Linked DNA regions of Homo sapiens: region 1 is linked to region 2. A link is a contact called in ENCODE Hi-C or POLR2A ChIA-PET data. All regions are on one chromosome and are shown on one strand. Each heading gives the region's core, a stretch centred on a gene start or an enhancer-like site at or near the end of the contact. The rest is flanking DNA. Distances are from core to core; before and after follow the strand shown.

Region 1 (3,381 bases), core at 241-2,740, 130 kb before region 2:
CATCATAGGATGCAAAGAACAGTGCCCTCCCGTGCTCCCCCTCCCCCACAAAAAAACCCAAAGAATTATCTAGCCCAAATTGTCAACAGTGTCAGGGCTTGGACATCCTGTCTTCGAGGGCTTCAGTTAGCACCAAAACCCTTGGGAGCTGGTTTAAAATGTGGAGTCTAGAATCCCCTAAACCCATAGGGTGCAGTGTGAGACCCAGGAACCTGTACTTTCAAGCATTCCAGATTATTCTGTTACAGGTAGACCATACTCCACATTGACAAGTAGCACTGCAGGCTGCACCCGGCGCATGATTCCCAAACTCTGGCCCTGTGTGGGTCTGCCTGGGGCAGAGGCAGCTGGAGAGCTGGCTAAAGCCCCAGCCTCCTTCATCCCTGGAGGTTCTCTTGTAATAGACATGGCTTCCATCCCAGAATTCCATGGGTTGTTTTGTTTGGCTTAAGTGATTCCTTTTTTTTTTTTAAGTTGACAAAAATTGCATACATGTAGGTATATACCATGTTTGGAAATGTGTATACATTGTGAAATGGCTAAATTGAGCTAATAACAAATGCATTACCTCACTTTTCATTTTGTGAAATCTACTCTCATCAATTTCCAGCATACAACACACTGTTGAGCACTTTGTCACCATGGGCTGCACACTAGGTCTCTTGGACTTATTCCTCTTGTCTAACTGAAATTCTCTATCTTTTGACCAACATTTCCCCAATGAGAGATTCGTATTTAGATTTGCTAACCCAGTATGTGGCCTAAATCCACACAGGACTCTGGTCATCTGCCCTCATCTTCCAGTGCTACAAGTCAAGCAAAACTGTGGTGCCTGCCAGCTGATTTCATTCCCGGAAGCCCAAAGCTTTACCAGCAGGTCACTTCCAGCACACAGATAAGGAGATTAGCCACGCCTCTCACTTCACCTCCAGCTCCTCACTGTTCCAGAATTACCAACTATCCTATTTCTGTTCAAAGCAGCCAAAATTAACTGAGGGCTGCTCTTTGAGGGCTTCTGCAGGGAGCGTGGACCCTATGGCCAGCAGGAGCAGCACCTCCCTCCCTCCCTCCCTCCACTAAAAACCTGTGGCGTCCCTGTTACAGAATGGAATGTGCTAGATCTCTCAGGGATGCTGAGGTACGAAACAGTTCGGGAAGACAGAACCAGAAGACGGTTCGGGAAGCCTGGGATCAGAGTGGAGAACGACAGAGCTCTTCAGCATGGTCCTTTGGTTTCCGAAGCAGTGCCTGGCACCTCATGATGGCTCAATGCTCGTCATTCATTGCCACTATGAAATATTCCTGAAGGGCGTTTCCTCCAGGCTGTGGTACTGTCTGGAGAATTATCGTGGCTCCCTGCTCAAGCCTATGACTCTAGGGCCACCATCTCTGACCTCGGCACCATCCACCCCCAGCAATGCGCAGATTGGACGAGGGCTCGCTAGAGACTTCATCCTGCACGCAGGCGCTGCCCTCTGTTGGCCATACTCTTTGTGTGCAGCTTAACTTTTCTTGGTTACCTTTACTTTTTTTTCTCAGTGGCTTTGTCCTCTGTCTCAGCGTGGCCTCCAAGGCCACTTCCTGCTCTGCCACTTGGTATGGTTCAGGGCTGCCCTGCTCTCAGTCACGGCCCATTTTTAGAGCTTTTTTGCATCGTGTAGGTCCGTGAGCATCTGTGTCAGAGGCTGATATTTACTGATGTGCCTCCCACATTGGGGATGGTGTTGGGGGCACGGGTGGGGTTTGAAACTGATAACTCTAACAGAAGTTGGGTACATAGTGACTGTGTCCAAACCCCTGCACCAAGAGACTGGACCAACCCTAGCATGGCTTCTGGCAGCCCAAAGCGGCATCCCTGGGACCACCTGGCCACCCTTTGAGTTCCTGTCTGAAAAAGCTCAAGGCCGTCAAAATCATTTAGTGTTTGTTCCTACCAACACCTGACAACAGGCCTCTGACCACCCCCTCACTTTCTTAGAGCATTTACGTTAAAAACACTTAGAGTCGTACCTCCTTCCCTTGTCCCTTTGAGATGTACATGCATGTGTGTCCAGGAGTGTCTTTCTCAAGAGCCTGAGAGCCAGTCCTTTGAAATGGCATCATCAGGAAGGATGGGGCCTGTCTCCCAGGCTCTGGGGGAGGCCAGAACCTAACTTCCATCACTGCCAGCTGGCACACACAGCTGGCCCGGCCACAATAACACAGACAGCCCTTTGTAATTTTTCACTCCCATGATTCCTGAGCCCTGGAATGCCCTTTCCCGACTCCTACGTTCTCCCATTAAACTGTCCAGTCCCCCTGCACAGATCTGAATGGAGCTCAGCTTCTCCCCTGTCAGTGGTTAATGAATAAGGTCTGTTTTCGTAGCTTTAACTAAGGTCCAGCTTAGTTTATCTTTGACAGACCTACTTACCCTGCAGGTTCCCACCTCGGGCCTGGAGGGAAAGCCTCTGGGAGGAACACGGTCCTCACCAAAGGGTGGGAGACCAGATCGTGCCAGGGAGTGGAGTGGACATGAGCTCTGGGACCCTCTCCTCTCTCCCGGAATGGCTGCACAGGAAGGAAGGATGGAAGATGTGAGAAAGGCCACCCTGCCTGGGAAGGAGCTACCAGCCCTCAGCAGTCCAGAGGCTGCCCAGAGAGCAGCGAGCAGCTCTCCAGGACTCCACCTCCCAGGCCCAGAGGATGCCACCCAGGGGGCTCAGTGAGAATTCAGCCACAGCCACACACATCCCGGGAGAGTGTCTAAAGATGCCACCAATCCAATATCACAGAAGGCAAGAACCCAAAGAGCAGAAGCCGAGACAAGGAAGTAGCCATTTTGGATACATGCCCCCCACCCCAATCCTGGGCCAACGTGGATCTTCAGCATCCTGAACCTGAAGCCCCCATGGTGGGCCTGTGGCGGGCTGGGTGTGGCTTCAGAGGTGCAGCGGCAGGAACTGGCAGAGTGGTTCCCCCAGGCCCAGGGCTGACCCACAGCGACATGGGAAAATGGGCCCAGTAGGTCCCTCCTTGTTTAGCTCCCTTTGGTCTTTCCAGGTCCAGCTTCACTGGGTCCACGGGGTCCCCATCCTGAGGTCACTGTGTTTCTCACCCCCCACCTGCCCACTCGCTCCCAGCCCACTGCAGTCTGACTTTACTGCCCATCACCAAAGATGCCAGCTGACCTTGACTTCTTGGGGGTAGAGGACAATGGGGGTCTGTGTTACCTCAACCACTCTCTCCTGTTGAACCTCTCATCCTCCTGAGTGACACTCACCTGGTTGTCTTCCGGCTACCTGCAACCTCCCGGCATCCTCCACAGGCCACCTTCACCCACCCACCCCGTGAACTCACACTCCTTGGGGTTCTCTTCTGGGTTTTTCTCACTCTGAACCC
Region 2 (3,286 bases), core at 334-2,833:
CCCACCCTAATGACCTCATCCTGATTTTATCCGCAAAGATCCTATTTTCAAGAGGCTATATTCATAGGTTGGGGCCAGGGCTAGGACTTCAACACAACTTTTTGGACTTCTTGGGGGGCGCAATTCAATTCATAACAGAGACCTTGAGTAAAATACTGTGTCAAAGTTGGGGGAGCTGAGGCTGAAATGAGGGCTCCTGGTATTGGGAGGGAATGGGGCAGTGCAGCTCTAATCAGAGCCCATGAGAGTGGACCTGTGGGTCCAGGCAGCTCTTACCCCAGGAGCTCTTGGATCCACCCTGTGCTATGTTTTGGAGATGTGTCATATCATTCAAAAAAGCCAAAAGAGGCTGGGCACTGTGGCTGACACCTGTAATCCCAGCACTTTGGGAGGCCGAGGTGGGAGAATCACTTGAGGCCAAGAGTTCAAGACCAGCCTGGGCAACATAGGGAGACTCCATTTCTAAAAAAAAAAAAAAATTTAATTACCCAGGCATGGTAGCAGGCCTGTAGTCCTAGTGACTCAAGAGGCTGAGGTAGGAGGATGCCTTGAGCCCAGGAGTTTGAGGTTACAGTAAACCAAGATTGTATCACTGCACTCCAGCCCGGGTGACAGAGCAAGAACTTGTCTGAAAAAAAAAAAAAAAAAGATAAAACATAAACAGTTTTGCTTTGTGTTACTTTATTCTTCGTGTGATTTTTAAATTTAAATTTTTCCTAGTCCTATAACAGTAAAATAGCTTTGATAGGACAGTAAACAGTTGACTTTTAGGAGACACTAAGAGCAACTGGGAACTCAGCCTTTTTCCATCAAACATGACTGTTTTGTTTGGTGTTTCTGTAAACTGTGTTTATGTGTCGGGGGTGGTGGTGTGCACACCAGGATTTACTTGTAGAGAGACATAGATGAAGGAAGGAGACAGCCTCCCGAGGAAGATGTTGCCTATGCTGGGGAGAGGGCTTGAAGGGGAGCCGGGGTGGGGGTTGGCGAGGTGGGTTGAGGGTGGGAGGGCTTCTGCTAGTATGTTCAGGGAGACAGATGGGCCGACTGAAGGCAGACAGGTTGGTGAGTGCGTTCACGGGACATGCTGGTTTCCAGTAGTGAAAGATTCTTTCTGCTCCTGGGACTCAAGAACCTGCTCGTAGTTGTTAACTCCAGGGTCCTGGGGAGGCCACCCATGCCCCACAGGGAAGAAAACTTCTTCACTCACTTACTGATCCTTGAAATGTCTTTTAACCAGAGACAAGTCTTGTATTTCACAGTCAGAGGGAGTATGCAAGACCCCCAGAAGAGGGCGCACGGCCACAATTCCACGCTGGTGGAAGGACTGGAATCCTGTCCTTCCCTGGGAACCCTCACCTGGGGAAGGATGAGTGAGTGTCACACTGAGGCCTCCCACAGTGGAGAAGCAGCAACGGAGAAGGAGGCCCCAGGAACCCTAAAGACAGAGACTTTAAGGTCGGGAGGGTTTCACAGAGGCTTTAGGAAACAGATTTATCCAACTGCCACAAAGGACTGAGCCTTCAGGCGTGGGATTAGGTCAGCCTTGGGGCAGGGGACATTCTTGGTCAATAGCAGGACTTTGATTTACGTAACGGGCTTATGCAATGTCATTACATAACATCATTAGGGGCATCGCAAATCGGATTCTATTTCAGGCTCTACAGGAGCCAGACCCAGGGCTCCCCTCCGGCCCAGCAAGACAGGATTCCCGTGGGCCCAGTGTCCCTGTCCTCGCTGGGATTTTCTCTCTTGAGATTTCACTGTGGGGCTTCCAGGAGAACTCCTAAGGCCTCAGGATCCTCTTTCTCCAGAATGATGGAGCTCGCGTCATAGCACGCTCATCCTTTGCAGATGCCTGCCCTGCTGCCCCTGCTGCCCCTGACCCTCCCAGTACTGTCCCCCCAAGCCCAGGCCAGTGGGCAACCTTCTCCTATCAGGTCCCCCTCTGACTTCTCCCCAACTCCTGCTTCCCCATCTATCCTCCAACTGTCAGGCTGATCTTCCTTATAACTTATTACGCCCCAGCTTAGAAACTTCTGCTCATCTGAATATCCAGAGGCCTTAGCGGTTGACACATTGTGCCACATTATTCTGTGTGTCCCTCTGGGGGTGGCAAGCTTCCCTGGCACAGAGCAGAGTGCCCACCTAGCCAGTGTGCAATACATGTCTGTTCTAACTCAAGGCTCTCTACAGTTGGCCCCAACAAACTTTTGAAACTTATTTTCCAAACCTCCTGGGTACACACCCTCCCTTACACCAAGCGGTCTTGTTCCTGTCTCCGGGCCGTGTGGTCCTTCCTGCCTCCTGCCCCGGCCTCCCTGGGCTTCCCCATCACAAAGTGCCTACTGCCCTGACTTCCCTTTTAAATCCTACCTATTTTTCGAGCACAGATGGGGGCCACCTCCTGGGGGTGTCCTTCCCCAATGATCCCAGCACACAACAATCTCCTCCTTTAAGCTGTCATGGTTCCTCTGCTTCCCACCTTACCAGATGTCGCCTGCAGTTGTTGGGTGTGTCCGCGTGTGCCTAAAATGTGTGAGTGCCTCCTGTGACTGAGGCTCCTACTTAATTCCCCTAAGCCCCCTTTGGTACGGGGTTGCTGTCCTCACTTCTCAGGTAAGGAAACCGGGGTTTAGAAAGGTTACACCCTTGTAGGAGCCTCATCTCTCCAGGCCCACTGGGAACATCTCGAGGGCGGAAGTCGTGTTTTTTTGTCTTGGTATTTCCAGGACCTGGCACATTTGAACACTCACAACACGTATGTTGAATTGTACAGGTGGAAGAGGAGCCTTTACAAGGCCTACCCATCTCAAAATCCCTCCCCTACCGGATAATCTGAGTGCCTAAAATCCACCCCTGCAGAGTTATAGCTGTGAACTAAGACAGGGTGACAGCAAACACAAATCCCAAAGTTAATAAATTCAGCGATCTATTTTTTCATGTGGCTGCTGAGATGGTTAAAGCTAAACTTACTGCTCAAATGCAATTATGTGAGTTAGATATCTGGTATGTTTCACATACTCTGCATGTCCCATTTAAAGCCTCACTGTAATATACCACCTTCGTTGGCCGTTACTGCAAAGTATATGTATTAGATGAGAAGAGAGCTACCTGAACTAAGAAGAGAGCTGAGAACCACACTCAGGAAAGCAGACAGAAAGGGGAAAGCAGGAATGTCAGTGTTGGAGAGGCCTGAGAATTTTCTAGGCTGTCGGTTCCTAACCTTTAGCAAACCACCAAGCATTTAGTTGTTTAAAGCTCCCTTCAGAGTAATGTGCATAGA

What was found. A loop is a pair of places that touch in the nucleus more often than their neighbours do. ChIA-PET counts read pairs that join two places held with the same protein, here RNA polymerase II (POLR2A). Pooled maps may share reads with other maps.
Region 1: POLR2A ChIA-PET joins it to region 2 with 14 read pairs in BJ. The contact joins two enhancer-like sites. A Hi-C loop is called at or near these places in 4 of 50 pooled maps. POLR2A ChIA-PET finds 5 or more read pairs at or near these places in 2 of 52 experiments (BJ and activated CD4-positive, alpha-beta T cell).

What each region holds. Positions count from the first base shown.
Region 1 is chr7:149,881,685-149,885,065 of GRCh38, reverse strand. It overlaps a transcript of ACTR3C not described here. Among named protein-coding and RNA genes, the nearest start is that of ATP6V0E2, 9.4 kb to the right of the region's middle. Within about 2 kb of position 1,490, at least 10 of the 41 ENCODE cell types and tissues checked have a DNase peak (open chromatin) inside an H3K27ac peak, as active enhancers do.
Region 2 is chr7:149,751,853-149,755,138 of GRCh38, reverse strand. No RefSeq gene overlaps it. Among named protein-coding and RNA genes, the nearest start is that of ZNF467, 20 kb to the left of the region's middle. Within about 2 kb of position 1,583, at least 2 of the 41 ENCODE cell types and tissues checked have a DNase peak (open chromatin) inside an H3K27ac peak, as active enhancers do.